2 separate regions of the Homo sapiens genome follow, and region 1 is linked to region 2. A link is a loop called in an ENCODE intact Hi-C map of the cell type or tissue named here. Cell type or tissue: endothelial cell of umbilical vein. All regions are shown on one strand. Each heading gives the region's core, and the rest is flanking DNA. Links, peaks and the distances in the headings are about the cores only. Region 1 overlaps KCND2 (potassium voltage-gated channel subfamily D member 2). Region 2 overlaps CPED1 (cadherin like and PC-esterase domain containing 1).

Region 1 (2,828 bases), core at 162-2,661, 500 kb before region 2:
TCTTGGTCAGTTTTTGTTTTATCCTTGGGCCCAATTATGGCCCAGCAGGTATTTTATTATTTATATCATTCATATATTTTTCTTCCTTTCCAGTCTCATTTTTAGCTACTACACACCTATAGAACTCTCAGAAGGACTTTCTGTAGTTTCTTTAGCTTATGACATTAGTTTCTCATCCTATCTGGTTTGCATTGCTCTGTGTGTGTGTATGTGTGTGTGTGTGTGTGTGTGTGTATGTTTTATGTGCACATATCTTGTTTCCTCAGCTTCCCTATCAGCTCCTGAAGGACAGAAAGTATATTGTACACTTACAGTGTAACCAGTAGTTCTGGCAGAGTCTCTTACTCATAGTTAAGATGGTATAGATACTTGTAATCACGAGGTTAGTGGATAAGTACTCAGTCACTGTCAGGAGCATGGATAAGGAATACAGCGTAGCTCTTTATCCATTGTTTCAGATCTCCACTCAGACCAACACATCCTACAGAGCAGGACCCACCGACACATTCATCGCCAGTTTTGCTAATTCTTCTTGATGACTATTTTCATTTCTATCCCAAATTTCTATTCAAATATTGATTTTTTCCTAATGAATTTTATAATGTGGATATAATGTTAGTCAGTTTTTGAAATTGAACAACAAATTGTTGATTTGGAGCATGTATATGTGTGTGTGTTTTATATTAGTTTGTTAGAGCTGACATGAGAAAGTACCATATACTGGGTACTATGAAAATCTATTTCCTCACAGTTCTGGAGAAAATGCAGAGAAATTGAGATCAAGGTGTCAGCAGAGTTGGTGCCTGTGAGGTCTCTCTCTGGCTTATAGATGGCGGTCTTCTCCCAGTGTCTTCCCATGGCCTTCCTTCTGTGCCTCTCTGTGTCTAAATGTTCTCTTCTTATAAAGACACCAATAATATTAAATTATGGTCACCTTAATGACTTCATTTTCACTTAATTAGCTCCTTCAAGGTCCTTTGATATCTCCAAATAATCACCTTCTGAGATACAGGGGTTAGGAATTCAGCATAGGAATTGTGGGGGGGGGGACAAAATTCAGCACATAAAATTTAAGTAGCAAAGTAATTGTGTGAAAAAAAGCAATATAGAAAGAGAAGAGAGACATTAAACTTTGAGGAAGAAAAAAAAGAATCACAAAAATGTAATCAGTCATCCACCCTAATGTCTGAAGAATTCAGCAGGGAAGGTGTCAACCACAGGACATCAGGGAGGTCACGGGACTCAACACTGCCATTTCAGTGAAGAAAAGGAAGTAGCTAATGTATCCAGTGAAATTCCAAAGGGTGTTAATCATATCAGTTTTTATTCCCTTGAGAAATTCTCTTGAAACTGAGGTAAACATCTGGAATGCACAATTGACAGAGACATATGGAGCTCATGCTGTAATAATATAAATATGCTTTCTATCCTCTTTGGGGGCATAAGTTACATTTTGAATTATGTCATCACACATATGCTGCCCTTGTGTATCAGCAGTTTAGCATTACATGCAGATCTAAAACTGTCCCTAGGCCTGGGTCATTTATTGATTGTGTTCGGTCATGGTTTTTACTGATCATTTCTAGTCTCACATTCAGGTGGCTCTTTCAGCGCATTTTAAAGTTTCCTTGCTGCTATCCCTGCTGTTATTTCTTAGGTGACTCATGTTGTAATTTTCCAAACTGACTGTCTTCACAGTGAGAGGAAAAGCATTCACGCAGCTAAAATGGATTTTATGTTCAATGTCATTCTAAACTATCAGTGAAAAAAAGTTGAACAGGTTAGCATTTGAAACAGGTACATGGGGAGCATTATAAAGGGGCTCATTTAGGAATTAGCTACCTGCAGAACATCTTCATGTCAGAAAGATTCCTCGAACTCACAGAAGCATAATGGGACTCACAGCAATACTAATCCTTAGTGGCAATCCTAAATACATGGACCCACTTTCTGCCATATCACTATATGTGACATTCTGCAGACTGTGCACACTCACGTGCTCACGCACACACACGCATGCGCGTGCACACACACACACTTTGGGTGAAAGATGCAATATTAGTTAAAGCAAAAAAAATCATAAAATATGCAATTGTATTGGGTTTGTAAAAGAAGAATACCTTATTAATTATCATGATTGACATTGAAATGACCAAAAAAATTCAACAGTAGAAAAAGAAGAAAAATAGGGAAACATGATTTTTTCAGTATATTTGCCTTAATTAGAAGAGTGACTTTTTCCAAGTGGATGATCATTCTCTCTTTGGGGTGGTGGCATATAAGAAGATTGAGTTTAGACAGGGCTTTTTCTAACTCTGAAGGCATCTCGTAGTTCCTGACACACACTTAGGTGTGCCTCTCTTCTTGAGAGTTACCAAGTATAATAAAGGCATTACTAACACTTGCTTTTTGTGCCTAAGGGGAGTGTAGAGACTTTTTTTTTTTTAAAGAAAATCTCCTGGGAAATATTATATCACAAAACTCACCTCTGTGAACAAATGTCTTTGGTTGGATGATTCTCAAGGAAATGTGGACGGAAGAACAGAGGCAGAGAAACAGAAGGGGATGGGGGGTGGAGTGTGGGACAGGAGATAGTGAAGGTAAAGAAAGTCATCATGGTTGACAAAGGAGTTTGATATGGTCTGATTTGAAATTCTTTAAGCAGATGAGAAAAGGGAGGTGCACAAACTTACATACTTCCTAGGCATGTCTTGGGCAGACAGAATGAATAGAGGAAAGAATGCAGAGAAACATATGGTGCTTGGACATAGTAGAGAAAGCATGGGTCTGAATTCAGGTAGATAAAAAGAGCATCAGTTTGCACCATA
Region 2 (2,828 bases), core at 167-2,666:
ATTGTTTGGATCTTCCTCAACTAATACATCGCCCAGTGATTGTGATATGATATTTGCCCCAATAAATTCTTCCTGAACCATTATGTTTGCAACAGAAATATTAGGAGTTAATCTGAAACCTGGATCAGATTTCTAAAACACATTGCTTGCTTCAAAATAATGAGAATTTTTTTGCAGAAGTGGTCAAACTTTTTATTTTGAAGCCATCAGGGGCTCTGCCTGGGGATTATGAAGACTGAGTTAAGGGTACAGAGTACAATCAAGTTCCAGGAGTTCGCTGCTGAGGTGGAGAAAATTCACCCTAAAATTTACATACCTGCTTTGTGAATAAAACCAATAAGTGAAAGAGAACTATACTGTACTGTAATTTGTATTATTTACTTATGCATTTTAAAAACCTTCATTTTACACACACACACACACACATACATATACCCAGAGAGAAAGAGATTGAGAGGGAGGGAGAGAGTTTGGTGTTGGGGGATATACTGTTTTGAACTTCAAGATGATCACTCTTCCAGTCTCCTTCTGGTGGTAGAGACAGATATTGAGCAACAAGAAACTTACAAGTGTTATAAAAGAAAAATAGTAAGTTTGCAGTGCTCAAGGCTGTTTTCATTTATTTTCACAGAAGTCCAGGGCTATGCACTGATTTCTGATTTGCAACATATCATCAATATTAGAAAATAAAAGCCCACCAAAGTGATGCATTAGCTGAAATGCACAGAACTCCATAAATTGTATGGTATATAACATGTTACTCATGGAAAGGTGATGCTCGTTATGACTAGTCTCTTGAATTTACTTTTCATTTTAACCATAATTAATATTAGTAGGATAAATGCATTGTCACAGGCGTCTAGCCTCTTCCAATCTGACACATCCTGTTGAAAAATATATTGATAAAGACTCAAAATGAGAGTTGCAGCAAACTATAAACGAAGTGCAATACATTCGTTTTCCTTAATAGAATCTTAGAGTCTTTCATTTGCATTTGAAGTTGTGGTTAGAAAGGAACATGTCTGGCAGAAGTATAATTAACTGAATAAATAGGGTAGCTTTGGAAGATGTTTTACTCTTTGATGGGTTGGGTGTGCTCCTTTCTGGGAGAGAAGCATGAACTCTATTATATAGAAAACCCCATTCAAATCCTGTGATTCATTGCATCAATAACTTTTAAGACCATTTTCTTTCCACTTCTCCTAGCACCATCTAATGGTGAAATATGGAACTTTCTCTTTTCTTCTGCGTCACTTTCATTAACATCATAGGGTTAGAGCAGCTGTGCAATCCCAGTGTTGATACTCATTTCACAAGCAAATGTGTTGCATTTGAGAAGGCCAACTTTTGCCCAAAAGGAGGTACTCTGATTTAGAAAAATAGGCAAGTAAGTGCAACTTAGAGATTGAGTACAGTCAACAAGCATAATTAGTACTCGCTTTTGGCTTGTTGTGTAGATAATTATGGTGGGCTTTATGATTTATGCTGCAGGATTATTTTATAGATGTTACCCTAAAATAATAACAGGAGAGAACATTAATTTGTTGAACTTATCGTATGTCAAACACTGTGTCAGGCACTTTATACACTTCCTTCTTTCAACCCTCTATAGCAGTTAATTCATCCACATTAGCTGAGAGGGCCTTTTCATGGCGCATTTTGCCCCACCTATTTCTGAGCATCTATGAGAATGTATGTATGTATGTTTTGATATGAATTTTAACCCTAAAGGAAGGAATTTACAGTGATGGCAGAAATCAGGAATCCTATGGCCCAGGCTTGCAGCAACCTAATTCCAGTTCCACCTAGCTGCTAAATATAGTCATGCAACTTTGGGAAAAGTCCTTAGCCCATTTGAGCTGCTTTTCTAGACTTGTAAAATGGAAATAATTAAACTGACCATTCTTTCCTTATAGAGTTATGAAAATGCTTTATAAAAGAATATTATGAGTCTATGAAAATAATATATAAGAGATTATGTCTATATTACTCTGGATATCCATGGATTGATTTGCAGAAAGCAATTGAATGAGGTTTTCTGTTTTCTACCTCAACATAAAGCTGTCACAATAATATATAATGTGCTTTTTTGAGGCATTCTGATTTAGAAAGAAATAGGCAAGTAAGTACAATTAAGAGGTTGAGTATAATCAAAAAACATAATACTTGTTTTTGGTTTGTTTTCTAGATAATTATGGTGGGCTTTATGATTTTATGCTGCAGGATTATTTTATAGATAGATTACCCTAAAATAAAGCAGGAGATGACATTAAATTTTTAACTTATATGTCAGACACTATGTCAGGCACTTTATACACTTCTGTCTTTAAACCATCTATAGGATAACCATCTGTAAGATAGATATATTCATGCCTTTTTTAGATGAGTAAATGAAGCCTTCAAGAACCTCTGGGCTACACAGCTGTAAAGCAGCATATCCATATCTAAAGTATTATGCTATAACTTTGTGATAAACTTGAACCACTATACTGTATTTTAAGTCTGTCTTATAAATAAGAAAATAAGAAAGGAGCTATTTAAAGAAAATTGTTTCAGCTAGGCCTAATGAGAAACTGAATTTACCTATTCTATTATTATTTATTATTCTTTCATCAACTAAAATGATCCTTTAAATTTCTTATTTATAATAATATTTATGCATAAGCAGAAGTTAAGTGAATGTGCTGAAGGCAGAAGACTGTCTGTCTTTCTCTTGCTTTGTCTTAGTGTTTGTATAGGGCATTCAACAGCAGATGGGAATGAACAGCCCTGGGAGAGTCAGAAGCTCCAGTCCTCAGCTCTCACTGGCACTCTCCTCCTTGAGGGTC

What was found. Peaks named below come from ENCODE experiments on the same cell type or tissue, not always from the same donor. Only the 100,000 strongest peaks of a DNase experiment are listed, where the experiment ranks them.
Region 1: a loop joins it to region 2, with 2.1 times the contacts of the local background. A loop is called at or near these places in 3 of 110 quality-filtered maps.

What each region holds. Positions count from the first base shown.
Region 1 is chr7:120,582,746-120,585,573 of GRCh38, forward strand. The region is part of intron 1 of KCND2 (potassium voltage-gated channel subfamily D member 2); the gene reads left to right. Among named protein-coding and RNA genes, the nearest start is that of TSPAN12, 270 kb to the right of the region's middle. In endothelial cell of umbilical vein, for the core only: no CTCF peak of the experiment used is centred there; a DNase peak (open chromatin) is centred at 1,336; H3K27ac peaks cover 1,569 bases.
Region 2 is chr7:121,080,304-121,083,131 of GRCh38, forward strand. The region is part of intron 5 of CPED1 (cadherin like and PC-esterase domain containing 1); the gene reads left to right. Among named protein-coding and RNA genes, the nearest start is that of CPED1, 93 kb to the left of the region's middle. In endothelial cell of umbilical vein, for the core only: a CTCF peak has its summit at 1,220 (motif pointing left); a DNase peak (open chromatin) is centred at 1,218.